Linked DNA regions of Homo sapiens: region 2 is linked to region 1. Evidence: chromatin contacts called from ENCODE Hi-C or POLR2A ChIA-PET data. All regions are on one chromosome and are shown on one strand. The core of a region is the stretch at or near the end of the contact, and the rest is flanking DNA. Distances in the headings are between cores, read along the strand shown.

Region 1 (6,932 bases), core at 2,925-5,424:
TCCCACCTCAACCTCCCGAATAGCTGGGACCACCGTTGTGTACCATGCCAGGCTATTTTCTTGTATTCTTAGTAGAGACAGGGTCTTGCCGTGTTGCCCAGGCTAGTCTTGAGCTCCTGAGCTCAAGCAGCCCCACCCGTTTCGGCCTCCCAAAGTGCTGGGATTACAAGCATGAGCCACCATGCCCAGCGTTGGCTATTATTATCCCAACTTTTCAGTTGGGGAAGTTGAGGTGGACTGAAGGTAAATCTGCTGGCCCCAGGTCCGAGACCACCGGTGGGGTGGGTTTCTGTGCTGGACAGCATCTGTCTCCCCCAGCCTGGGCCCTTCTCACGCCTCTTCCCTCCCCTGAAGGGATCACACGTTTGAATGACTTGGAGACTTGGAGACACATTCTGTAATTCATAACTCTGACCACATGCTGCTCTTAAATTTCCACCCCGTGAAGGAAAGAAGAAATGAGAGACAACCCCTAACTTTTTATTTTTACACATATAGTAGAGGTGGAGAGGGCCAAGTTTACAACAGAACCTTTGCAAAAGCAGCAGCCAGGGCTCAGGACCTCACTGGGTACCCTTGGCCTTGTCTTTGCTCCCTACGGGTTGTCCTGGAACAGGAAAGCAAAGGGGAGGAGCGAAGAGGTGGGGACAGCCAAGGAACAGATCATATTTACTTATTTGTTTGTTTATTTCTAACGAGTAGCTGTGGGGAATGCCACTGCAGAACCCTTTCTAATTGCCTTTTATTTATTTATTTTTGCCATAGCGTGGGTGGCTTTTGAAATTGCACGTAATTTACGGAGGCGAGGATCCTGTGCCTGGGATACCAGATGATGTGGCTGAATGGCTGTTGGCTGTTTATTTGCTAGTCTGTCGTTACCAACACAGTATTCTTGAGTTCAGAGGCACAACAGTGTTTGATCCCCCTCCTCTCTCCTATCTAAATATATCCAACTAGTCAATCAGACTTGGCAGCCGTCAGGGCTGTGGCTGTCAGATTGAGTTTGCCTTGGCTCCTCTGAACTATTGGCTTGTTTTCCAAGCTCGAAAGTGTATACAAATAGTGATATCTAAATTAGACTTGCAAACACACACCCAGGTAGGGGCCCTGAAGGGGAAGAATGAGGCAGCATTTTGGTATGAAAATGACATTTCCTTCTCCTCCACTATCTGTTGGAGAGCACAGACGAAGCTACACTGAGGGGAATGGCTTCACGCTTGGTGAACAAGATGCGTGGGTGTGTTTTTCTGAATTGTGATTAAAATGTTTTTTTTTCCTTCAAATTTTAAGTTGTATCAGGAGATACAAGTGGAATATTAACTCAGTAGATGGGGGAGGTCTGGAGTGTCTCCCATCTGCTTCCCTTCTGAAGGGATCTCAGCTGAACTGAATGAGGTATATGTTGTGAGCAGTTAATATACGGTTGGTCCTTGTGATGTTGTTGTCTTGGCTGAGGATTCAGGAAGACTCTTGGGCCTTGGAGAGGCCTTTGGTTCCATGGCCTGCCCCATTGGGCCGGAACAGCCCCTTTCCTCAAAGCTGCCTCAGGCTTTTCCTGTAGCTTAGGAACAGCAGACCGAGCTCCTGGGCCCCTCCCTGGAGGCTTATTAAGGGGGATCAGTGGAAAGAAAATCAGAGCATCTTAAATCCCTACCTGCAAGGTACCCTTAATTCTCCAGGGAGAAACCTTTTATAAATAAATGTCATGAGTGCTCATCCCCCGAGTTGAAGCTTATCTGCAGAGATGCTTCACTCCGGGAGAGAGGGTTGGAGTTGCCATTGTGAAGGCCTGTGTGTGTAGAGGTACCATGCTGCCACCAGGCCATCCCTCTTACAGCTGTGTGGCATCCTGGAGGCCTGGGTAGGAGACGGAGGGTGCCGCAAGTTCTCTTCCAGTGATGGGGAGCCACAGGTGGTTTTGTAGGGTTCCTGGGTCTTAGGTGGTTATCAAAAGCATTTCACAGACATATGTAAGATAAAGACCCTGTCCTCAAGCAGCTAAATGAATGAACTAGAACAGTGGTACCCAAATTGTGGTTCGGGACCCCTGGGCATTCCTGATAACCTTTCAAAGAGTCTGTGACGAAGTTTCTTAAATAATAATTTTAAGACTTTGTGTTTTTCATTCTCATCCTTTTATGAATATACAGTAGAATTTTTCATAGGCTACATGACCTCTGTTGACATCATAGTTCTGGTGGCTAATGGAATATGTGTATTTCTGTGTTTAAAAATGTCTCAATTTTGGCTGAGCGTGGTGGCTCATGCACTTTGGGAGGCTCCCAGCACTTTGGGAGGCTGAGGCGGGCGGATTGCTTGGGGTCAGGAGTTTGAGAGCAGCCTGGCCAAAATGGCAAAACACCGTCTCTACTAAAAATACAAAAATTAGCTGGTCATGGTGGTGGGCGCCTGTAATCCCAGCTACTCGGGAGACTGAGGCAGGAGAACCCTTGAACCCAGGAGGCAGAGGTTGTAGTGAGCAGAGATCTCACCACTGTGCTCCCACCTGGGTGACGGAGTGAGACTGTGACTCCAAAAAAACAAAAACAAAAAAGTCTCAATTTTGATTTCTAATATGATAAATATTGAGAGATATAACACACATAATTCTCTTTGGTGGTCCTCATGTTTTAAGAGGGAAAAGGTGTCATGACATCAAAGATTTTCAGAACCGCAGAATTAGAATATCGGCAGATAAGTGGCAAGTTGAAGTTATATGCTAGGTACTAAGGTAGGCAGAGCTCTAGGGGTAGATAACAGGTGCTTGTGAGTGAGCTGGAGAGGAGATTGTCAGGGAAGGCTTTCAAGACAAGTGGTTTTCTTACCTCGGTTTTGAAGGATGAATAGAAGTTTACCAGAGAGACAAGGAAGGAAAAAGCATTCTAGAAGGAAGGAACGGCATGCCTGAAATATCAGTGTGTCAGCTTTTCCTCCCCAGTCTGTGGGGGTCAGAAATAGGGTCACCCTGGCCTCACCATGAGATTTTTTTCTACTGGGAATTTCCAAAATAGGCTGCATCTCAGAGTCATTTGGTGAGGTTTATGGAAATACTGGTGAAGCTAGTTCCCAGGTGTGCTTTGCTCTACTGATGGTTGGTAGCATTGTTTACCTCTGGTGGTGGGAATGACAGGGTGCTGTTTGTACCATTTTCGGTTCTTTTGTTGAGAGTGACGTCACAGTTGTCCTGCAGCAAGCCAGGGTTATGCCACCCTGTCAGCTATGCCAGAATGGCAGCAGGTGTCACTGGACACATACCATTCCTTCTTTACACCATCTATCAACCTACAGTGGGGAAAGGGGCAAGAATACAGCATAATGAGAGGGGCAGCCAGTTGTAGCTCGGGGACCTTGGATTCTAAGCAGCATGACCTTGGGAAGGGTCTTGAGTCTTTGAGCCTGTTTGTCCTCTTAGGAATAAAGCAGGTTGGACAGACCTTACTTAATAGGCATGCTTAAATCTGCCAGGGAAAGGGACCCTCCTGTTGATGAATAATTCATTCTGGTTTTGTTCCTAGAAAGTATTCCATGGGGCACACACTTTCTCAGCTGCTCTTGGTTTTGCAAAGGAAGATACTGACATGTTCAGATTAAGAAATCGTAAAGCTTCTGAACTACTAAGGAAGGGAAAAGAGGGGCCCAGGGCCCACATGTGTGCCAGGTGCTGATCTGAGGGTTTTTTGTGACTCATCTCATTTAATGGTCACGCTGTTCCTGTGAGTAAAAGCTGTCATCCCATTTTATAGATGAAGAAACAGAGGCACAGAGAGGTTACCTTAATTTGCCCAAGGTCACACAGAATCCTGGTGTTCAGGCCTCATGCCTTCTGTTCTTAACTCCATATCCTGTGTCCCTGGGAAAGGAAGGGGCCATAGTCTGGAGTGGTTTCCAGGAGAAAAGAGCCAGAGTAATCTCTGCTCTTCATTTCTTAACAAGAATAGAAGACAGAATAAAGGGCACAGGGATAAAGGATTGTTAACCAGACTGGCAAATCAGTAGACTAATTAAAAATCAAACACCTTAAAACACTGTCGCTGGGTTAATTGTAAACCAACAATGAAACGTTAAAATTTGCCCAGCCCATGAGTTTGAATGATTAACTGAGTGAGTTAATTTCAAGCCATTGGTTTGAGTAGCCGTGAAAGCTGAGGTTAGTGGAAGGGGAATCTGTGTGTTCTTTCCTGCCCAGGCCTGCCCTGGTGCCTAAGGTCTTGTGATTGTTGCTGCTGTTTGCGTTTTTAATCGAAATATCTTAAACATTTAGGCAGAACCTCACAAATGCAGCTAGATTGTGGAAAAGGACAGTGTGAATCAGCAAAGAGTAGGATTACGTATATCTTTCCAAATAGAAGAAATGCCATTCTGTTTTGCAATATCACAGAGTCCTGGTAGCAAGAAAGGGCCCTTTGGAAAGGCCTTTTGCCTTCCAGTGTTTGACCCAAGGCTGCTGTCCCATCTGTGGCCTCTGTTGCTCTCTCATGTTCTTTTCTGCCCAGAGACCAGGTCTGGGGGTGTTATCAGGAGTTAGTCCTAAGACTGGAATGAGACTCCTGGGATTCAATGATGGCCAGTTGACCACAAGATGTTTCTGTTAGGTTTTAAGTTGAGATTCTGCTACGCCTGCTTTGATGGCTAGGTAACACTCCTCAGCACCAGGTGATGGATTTAACCTCTGTGAGCTGTGTTTCTAACCTGACTGGGCCCAGGGATCATGCTGGGAAAGTTATGGACCCTTTACCCAGAGACTTGCGCTACAACACAGCCACATACAGCTTTGCACTGAGGGTCAGGATGCACAGATCCCTGGTGCTCAGACATGAATGGCCTTATTAGAGTGAAGAAACCCTGTGTTGAAGTCACCAAACAGCTGGACTTTAAATGTTAATGTTAATATTTCACTGTGACTTATATAGCATTTTATTTTTTCCAGAGTTCCTTACAAGACAATCTGATTTGATCCGCAGGAGAATCCTGTAAGGTCAATTATATAGTCGCTCTTTTATATATGACGCATGCAGTAGGCTCAGTATCTTCCCTGAGTGTTGCTGTTTTCTTGTTAATTTGCTAAATGGGCTTTTAAAAAGGAGATAAATGTAAATTTCAGCCCCGTAAAATAGATACATCTCAAATGCTCGTGACTCAAATTAATTAATTAAAAAACAGAATAAAACACCACTCCAGCCACAAAACATGGCAAGGTTGTAATGTTTATTCCATTCAGCCAGTTGATGGGGTAAAATTACGAGATTGGTCTGTGATAAAAATGTTTTTAACTCCAACTTAGACGTTTACAGAAAGGAGAGACTTGGGCAGTTTGTTTATTTAGAACATTGATTACTGCTTCTGCCATGTTCCTCCAATCACAAACACTTGGGAAAATTTTGGAAAACTGCAAGAACTAAGTAAAAATCCCCCCAACGCCACTATTTACCATTCAGAGATAACTGCTATGAACATTTCGGTACATTTTTTTCTGTCCTTTTTCATGGCAAAAAAAAAAAAGGGCAAAAAATTATATAGAGACACAGGTATACACACACACACACACACACAAATCATTGGCTAACCTGCCTTTATAACTTTATCATATTTTCCTCATTCACTGTTTTTATGTTGTGGTTTTTATTGTCTATGTGGTGTTGTGACTTACAATTATACTTTATTTGACCAAAGCCTGTTATTGAATAGTTAGCTGGTTAGTGATTTATTATTATTATTATAAGTAACATTGTGGAATATCCTTGTACATAACCCCTTAGCAACATCTCTGATCACTTCCTTAATATGTTTACCTAGAAGTGGAATTTTGGGGTTAAAGGCTATGGATATTTTGAAGGAGATTTTACATATAAATATATATGAAAAATATATAAAGGAGCTTATATATATGAGATATATAATCTCCTTTACAATATCAAAAAATTTGTAATATATATACTTATATATAATCTCTTAAAATTTTTTTTATCTTACATTGGCCCTCCCGATAAGGAGAATGGTACTATTTTCTAACCTCACCAAAAGTTTGAGAGATTAACTTAATTTAAAAAAAATTACTGTTTTTGTAAAAATGATGTGTTTATGGTAAACATTTTTATATGTGCTGAAGGGGAAGGCTTAATTTAAAAAGATTGGGGTTTCTTGGATCAACTTGAATTGCTTATTTTAAACAGCCCTCTTCAGTGTAGTTTGGCAAAGCTCTCTCTTTCGGGTTTATTTGTTTACTTACCTACTTATCTTCAACACACTGACCTACCCACCTGTGTATCTTATTTGGTTAACATTTATCCAAGTTTGAAGATGGAAATAGTTTTCCTCTGAATCAGAACTTTCAGTGTAACTGTTCCAAGAAACCGCCACCACAGATGTGGGAAGAGGGAAGAGAATGAGGAAGATTCCTGCTGTCTTTTTACCGCTTGGGTTTACAAATGTGGCAAATTTGGAAAATGTCAAAAAGTAGGAAAAATAAAATGAAACCTGAGATCTCACCACACAGAAATAATTATAGTCAACATATTGATATGTTTTCTCTTTTTGGAGGAAAAAAGTTACAGATGAACAGAAATTTGAAAACAAGCTGTGCCTATTTTCTGTTTCTTTTATTACACATTTTATTATCAATGAATACTTTCTGCTGTAAAAAATATAAATGATACAGAAACCAATAGTAGTGTTCCCCTTTCTAGAAGAAACTATAAAAGGGTGTACTGTTCATCGCCCCTATTCACGCTTTAAAGGAGATGTCCAGCTCCAGTTGAAAATGAAGTTTTCTTACCTGGCAATCTGGTGTTTCTGAATGTGATTTGAAATCCGCCACCCCAATGAGAATGAGGACAGTTTTGTTTTTTTTTCCTGCCAAGAGGGATCGATCGTATTGATTAATTGACTGCAAAAATAAATTCAGAATTATGAAAATAAAGGGCATCTGGATTTAG
Region 2 (6,932 bases), core at 3,015-5,514, 38 kb after region 1:
TGACGATGGGCAAGATGCAAAGGACAGGAAGATATTGTGCCCTTCAGTGTGCCCCGGAGTGCTGGGGACCTGGACATTCATCACCTCATTTTACCTGTGCAGCAGATATTGGTATCCTCCAGTCTATTTGGCGAAGGTAGACAGTCAGGGCCAGGGAGGCTGAGTGTCAGCAGAGGTCACCCAGGTAAGACAGTGTAAGAGCCAGAATTCATACCCTACTTCCTTTTCCTCCAAGTCTAGAACTTTCCTTTCACAGCTTCCATGCAAGGTGTACCACTCTCTTTTTAGGTCTCCTTGCCGTCATTCCTCTCTCCTCTCCCTCATCCCATCCTGCCCGAGGTGGCAGCTTCTCCAACTGTTTATTTCAGGTGGCAATCAAGATGGGTAAGACTGCTATCAAGGGGCTGAGCTAAGGGAGTTTAAATATGTCATTACTGTAAGTGGAGTGGGTACAGAGTGACACACCGGGAGCTTTAAATAACTTAAATTGGAGGCTTGTAAACCCTTTTGTGTTTTTCTTCCACCTTCCTCCCAGAAAACACACCCCCTCTCCCCAAGGTTAGAGATGTTGTTACTTGTTTATATTTAAGATCAGGTCACGAAGCGTGGCCACTGGCATAAGGACTCTGCCAACTGAGGTTAACAGCTAACAGGTTGGCAGAATCCACACGTCACCATGAGCTACCCAGGGGTGAAGATGGCATTCCCACCCCTGGGTAGCTGTTCCGGGGTTGTCTGTCCTTGGAGAAGGGTAAGGCAGCAGATACTCCAGGGCTTCATGCTGGGCCTAACAGTGGACTGACCTCCCTGGGACAGCCTGATGGGTTGTTCCTTTGCTGGCCTCGGCTTCTCTTCTCAGGGAAGGGGTTGGAAAACTTAAAAAGGGCCAGATATTAAATATTTGCAGCTTTGCAATCCATGTAGTCCTTGTTGCAGCTACTCACTTCTGCTCTTGTAGGATGAAAGCAGCCATCACCAGCAGGTAAACAGATGCATGTAGTTGTGTGCCAATAAAACTTTATTTACAAAAACAGGTGATGAACCAGATTTGGTCTGTGGACCATAGTTTGCTGACCCCTGGACTGAATTATTCCTGAGGTTAGTTTTAAGCTTGAAAAGTCAGTAATGTAGAAAGTATTCAAACATTAATAGGATGGATAGATTATAATCTAAGGTATCTATAGGCTATAACCAAAATAATACGTTGTCAGTAGTAATAAGCATGGTATATAATCAGCAGTCTAAACCATGTTAGAGTTTATTTTGGGACTTCATGACGCAGGGACAGTGAAGGGATTCTTTATTTGGAAAAAGCCACTATTTATAAACTGGAACTTCATCCTATGAGTAAGAGCCAGAAAAACTGTTATAGTATTTCCATCTCCCTATTTCACCAGCTAGATGTAATTAATGACACTCGGAATTTTTGAGGTCCAGGTTTTACTATGAAGATCCTTTTACTGTGCGCTGTTTCTGAATTGGAGTTACTGGTGCTAAGCTTTCTAATGCATTTTACAATGTGCTTCTCAAGGGTGTCAAGTGAGATGGTTGGCAGATCTATTATGTAGGTGGTGAGGCTGATGTTGAGAAAGGTGAGGAAGTTCTCCAAGATCACTCAGCCCATGCTGAGGAGAGCCTGGATAGTCACTTGTTTGTGCACAACCTACCCTTCGCCTCTTTTTACTTTTATAAAGCCCCACCTCCCACTTTACCACCAAGCAGCATCTTTCTCAGAAGGAGCAGGTTTTGTTCATTTGTCAAAAACGTTGATATACAGTAATTTGTTTTACTGCCCTGGGTTTCTTAGTGGACGTTATCTGTGTTCCTGATTCCATACACACAGGAATGATGTATATAGGCCATTCCAAAAAATGGCAGGTAAATGATGCTCCAGATATGCCCGTGTAGACCCTGGCGACGAGGCGGCCTGTTCTGCACTGTTCTCCCGGCAGAGCCACCCGGAAGAGCCCAGCCTGGTAATTAAAATGCACTGGATCAAAGAAACTCCACACACACGGGCTTCCTCCTTCTCCCCTTCAGGCCCCTCCTTCAAGTACCGGTTTCTTAAATTCTCACTTATAGGATTTTGGAGATCAAAAAGAGGCCTTTAAACTTAATGAATTCTCCGCTTCGTCCCGGATGGAGCCGTTCCGCACCTTTCAGCTGTTCCCGGGAATGATAGGGCAGCTCAGTGCCGAGCTCGCTAGGTAATTCTCGCTTTCTAGAACTCCTGTGAAAGCAAAGCAGCCCGCATTTGGAGGCTTCCAATTATACTTCACATGGTGAACTGTGTAATTAGTTTGGAAGACTTATGCTTAGTCATTGGTTTATCCTAATCGGCTTTGGCTTTCCCCAACAACAAAGTGAGCTTATTTTGCTAAGCTGAAACGACTCTGCACCCTTTGTTCCTGCCTTTTATTGTCTCATTCCTTTCATTCTGTGTTACTGCCAAAGTTCTGTTTCATTAGGCCTACAAGTCATTTCCAATTCAGTGGGCTGCTACAATCCGGCCTTTATCACGGGCTGCTCTGGTTCCCATGTCCCTTCTGGGCCAGTGCCTGAGTTTGTGGTTTGACATGAGGGCTTTAACCCCTTCCTGTGCCAGCCCCTCACTGTGGTGGCCGGGAAGAAAAGGCCTTCCAGGAACCGGCGTGGAAAGTTACAGCTCTTGAGGTCTCGTCAAAGTGGGAGATCGCTGTGGAAACCAGGTGAAAGGGTCCTTGGAGCCCTTTGTGTCGGATTGGGGTTGTGTGGGGGCCCATAAAAGTTAACTTGAGCTCTGGAGAATGGTGTGTGAAAGCTTTTTAGGGGAAGAAAAAAAGAAAACAAGAGTGAATTGTTTTTTTTAATGTAATGAGACCTTCCCGTTTATCCGGCCAGCGTGGGCGATTGTGGGTGAGTGAGGCCCGAGGAAGCGCTGGGTGCCTGCGATCTCCCAGCTCCGGGGTTTTCTGTGCAGGTGCGAAGCTGCATTCATGGCCCCCACTCAGACACCCCTTTTGATACTGTATGTGTGAGGAGAGTCATACCTGGAATAAAAGTCTCATAAAGCCCTTTGAAATTTAAAAGGCATGAGATCTGTGAGAAGATAAATAAGCCTGAGAGTGGACTGTGATCCTCAGGTAGTGTTTTCTTGCTTTAAATGTGTGTCGTAGATAAACAGAGCTCTGTGCAGTGTGGTTCTCTCAGAGGAGGCTTGGAAAACAAAAGTCTTGTGTGTCCTTTGTGGACATCTGAGCTCCCGTGAGGCTTTGTCCTCTGAAGTGGTTCATGTAGGTGGGTTGCCCGGGGAGTGGTCAGCCTCCCGGGCCTCACCCTGTCCTCTGCTCCACCTTTTTCTGGAGAGCCTGGGTGTTGCCCTTCAGACCTTCTTCAACGACAATTGTAGGCTGGACCAGGAAGGACCATGCGCACGCTCTTCCCTGGCTGAAGGCTACTTTTGTGTTTAAATTTTCTTCCTCTAATAGCCCAGAACAAAGCCAACACTGTCCCCATGTTTTATTAATCTTCTGCCTGGTTTGTGTCAGCATCTCCCTCTGGAAGTGTGTCATAAGGGGAGGGGACTTTATTTGCCCCCTGACCCCTGGCCAAGCTGCTCAGTGGGAAACAGCACAGCGAGTAGACAGGAGAATCCTGCTTCCTCTGCCTCCTCCACCTTCTAGGCCAGGTGGCAGAGGCAAACAAACCTTACCCATGAGTAATATGATCCTGGGGCTTTGCAGGTAAACCCTCCTGCTAAACAACTTTGTGTTTTCCTGGTGAACTTTTCCTCCATAGACTGATTTCGGCTGAAGCCAGTAAGGTTGTCGAGTTCTAAAGATTGAGCACCCTAACGTTACTTCTCTTAAATTTTCGTATTTTTGCTTCAAAAAGGAGATTCTGAAATACTGGGTTTCTAGGAAAACTTCCCATTTCCCTCTTAGTATATAAAATATAGCCAGCTGTTGTTAGGCAAAGGCATCAGACATTATTATTGCTCGTTAACAGTGTTTTAAAATATACAAATAGAAAACTAGGATGCCTTCTGGGTAGCAAGCTGGGAAAACTTTGAGATTGTGCTAATCAAATGCCATGTGCATTTGCATAGTAGGTAGAGGAACAAGGCCGAATAGAAGAACAAGGCTCAAACTTCAGCTTTGCTGTTTGACCGCATTTCCTGGTATGATTTAGCTGTATTTACTTTTTCTGCTGCGGCAAGGAGAGGAGAGCCAGCGGTAGGGGAGCCCTTGGGCACAAAGGAGTTAATGAGCCCTGGGTGGGTAGGGGCGGGGGGGCGGTATGAAGTACTTCCACCAGCTCACCTTCCCAGAGTCCTCCTGGGCCCTCTGAAGACGTCACTTAACAATGGAGTTGTTAGTAGGAGAAAATAAAGCCTTTTTCTCCCTAGATGTAGTTCAGTGGGAACTGAAAGTGTACCAGAAATCATGGTTCAAGCTTGTGCCAGTGGGTGCAAGGGGTGGTTCTTATGGAGGAGAAAGCGCAGTTCATTTAGACTTGGCATTGAAATCGAACTCTGTTGTTCGGTGGAGTGAACATTGATATGGAGATTCCCACCCGCCCCCCACCTCCGTAGGATACCCCCTTACACAGGTCCTGTATGCTTTTCTTTTTCTTCCATTTTCTTTCTTTATTTTCTTCTTTTGTCCTCTTAGAAATAGTCTCTCTGTAGACCGGCCAGATTTGTCAAGTTACCACCCTCTAAATTTTTACAGCTCCGTATATTCAGACTTGGTATTTGTGAATTAGCTAAAAGTGGGCTGCCAATCTGTACTTTATTTACATTCGAAGCCATATTAGTGAGAGCCCCAGAAAAAAATGTTAATATGCAGGAAGAGGCAAAAGGGTTGAGTTTCTGACTGTTGCTAACCTCACCACTGCCTTTAAAACCAATCATGAGGCACACGGCTGATATTTAATAGCTTTTAGCTGATTATTTTTCTTCTCCTCCTCTTTCTTTTCTATCCAAGTTGACCTGGGTGTACTTGAGTGGAAATGAAGTCATCCAAATGCTGAATTAGAATAATCACAGGCCTCTAAGAATGAAATGGAAGCAGAGATTAAATGGCGGAGGGAAAGCCGGCATTAATAAGGACCAGGAAAACTTTGCATAAAATAAATAGGAGATGGAATAGATTGAATTTGTATATGCTGCTTCCATTTCTTCCTCCATTTTGTGTTGTCTTCCTAAGTCGAGTTACTGGCAAAGTGGGATTTGATTTGCCACAAGGACTCATACCTTCTGCAGCCTAGGTGATGGGCCTTTCTTCTTTGTGGGACGTTTGTGTGACCATTGATGTTTCCAGGAAGGAAGAATCTGATGGAGGGGCTGTTACCATGAAATGTTGATGATTACTTGGTACAAGTAGTGCGTGGGAGACAGATGAAAGAGTGTGGGGCACAGGCACAGTGGCTCACGCCTGTAATCCCAGCACTTTGGGGGGCCAAGGCGGGCGAATCATGAGGTCAGGAGTTCGAGACCAGCCTGGCCAACATGGTGAAACCCTGTCTCTACTAAAAATACAAAAAATTAACTGAGCGTGGTGGTGGGCACCTGTAATCCCAGCTACTCGGGAGGTTGAGGCAGGAGAATCTCTTGAACCCAGGAGGTGGAGGTTGCAGTGAGCCGAGATCGTGCCACTGCACTCTAGCCCGGGTGACAGTGTGAGACTCTGTCTCCAAAAAAAAAAAAAAAAATGGGGAGTATGGGAGCCAGTGCACCACAGGCCAACTTAATATTATGATGATTCCTCCTCGTAGGGAGAAGACCTGGGCAGGATGCAGGTAGGGTGACTGGTTGTCTGGGTTTGCCTGTGACTAAGGGGGTTTCTAGGAACTTGGGCCTTGCAAACTAGAATGAATTGGTCACCTTCAAGCGGAGTCTGGAGAAGTCAAGACACTTGGCCTGACACTCTAAAAGGGTCAGCATCTTCCTTGACCACCTCCAAGGAGATTTAAATACTCCTTCCTGCGTGCTCCAGAACACTAACTTCATACCTGTTTACATTCTGCCTTCTTCATTTAATCCAGCTGCTGGGTAAACAGCCAGCATGGGGCCTTGCGTGAGCACAGGCCGGCAAGTGTTAGATGAGCAAGTGGCTGCTGAAGGCAGGTCAGACAGACCCACAGTCTGTCTGTCTGTGCACCCCTCTGGGCTTCTATTTGGCGATTATTTCTGTGTCTCTTGAAAAAAAAAATTCTGCCCCAATGTAGCGAAAAGTGAGCTTCTTGTAGTTAAAGAGCAAAATAAGGATTTAATTAAATTAAAAAAAAAAGAAAAGAAAACCCAGCAGAGTGGTTTGTTTACAGGAAGTCGTTTTTAGGTGGTCTGTTATAGAAGATGTAATTTGTGAAAGTAGATTAGTTGTAAATTAGAGATTTTGGGTTGTCGAGGTCGCTAACCATCTTTTATAATTGGCGGCAGAGGTAAATATTTTCAGATTTGCTTATAGAGTGTTAGTATTGACAAAACAATTTAAGGTGTTTTTCACTTAAGGAAAAATAAGTGAGAGTATGGAATGATCAGAGACGGGCTTCCTGATCTTATTCCCAGCTTTCTTATGGAATGACAAGGGTATGGAAAGCAACAGGGAGATGAAATGCTGGAGTAGTTTGCAAGGGAGCTTGCAGATTCTCTGATAGGGAAACAGTTTTATTTATTTGTTTATTTATTTTATTTTACTTATTTATTTAGAGACAGGGTCTCACTATGGTTTCCCAGGCTGGAGTGCAGCAGCACGATTTCAGCTCACTGCAGCCTCAGTCTCTGGGGCTCAGGTGATTCCCCAACCTCAGCCTCCCAAGTAGCTAGGACTACAGGCATGCACCACCATGCCTGGCTAATTTTTTTGTATTTTTAGTAGAGACAGGGTTTCACCGTGTTGCCGAGGCTGGTCTCAAACTCCTGGACTCAAGTGATCTGCCTGCCTCAGCCT

The links. Hi-C counts contacts between places; a loop is a spot of excess contacts on that map. ChIA-PET counts read pairs that join two places held with the same protein, here RNA polymerase II (POLR2A). Pooled maps may share reads with other maps.
Region 2: a loop to region 1 is called in a map of PC-3, with 3 times the contacts of the local background. The contact joins two enhancer-like sites. A Hi-C loop is called at or near these places in 7 of 168 maps with a recorded cell type or tissue (Caco-2, Caki2, Calu3 and 4 more), 2 of 37 single-sample maps with no recorded cell type and 5 of 50 pooled maps. POLR2A ChIA-PET finds 5 or more read pairs at or near these places in 5 of 52 experiments (AG04450, HepG2, activated CD4-positive, alpha-beta T cell and 1 more).

What each region holds. Positions count from the first base shown.
Region 1 is chr17:57,366,022-57,372,953 of GRCh38, forward strand. The region is part of intron 5 of MSI2 (musashi RNA binding protein 2); the gene reads left to right. Among named protein-coding and RNA genes, the nearest start is that of MSI2, 110 kb to the left of the region's middle. Within about 2 kb of position 4,175, at least 6 of the 41 ENCODE cell types and tissues checked have a DNase peak (open chromatin) inside an H3K27ac peak, as active enhancers do; they include PC-3, where a contact is called at or near this core.
Region 2 is chr17:57,404,332-57,411,263 of GRCh38, forward strand. All of the region lies in intron 6 of MSI2 (musashi RNA binding protein 2), which reads left to right. Among named protein-coding and RNA genes, the nearest start is that of MSI2, 150 kb to the left of the region's middle. RefSeq lists an enhancer at 6,381-6,882. Within about 2 kb of position 4,265, at least 13 of the 41 ENCODE cell types and tissues checked have a DNase peak (open chromatin) inside an H3K27ac peak, as active enhancers do; they include PC-3, where a contact is called at or near this core.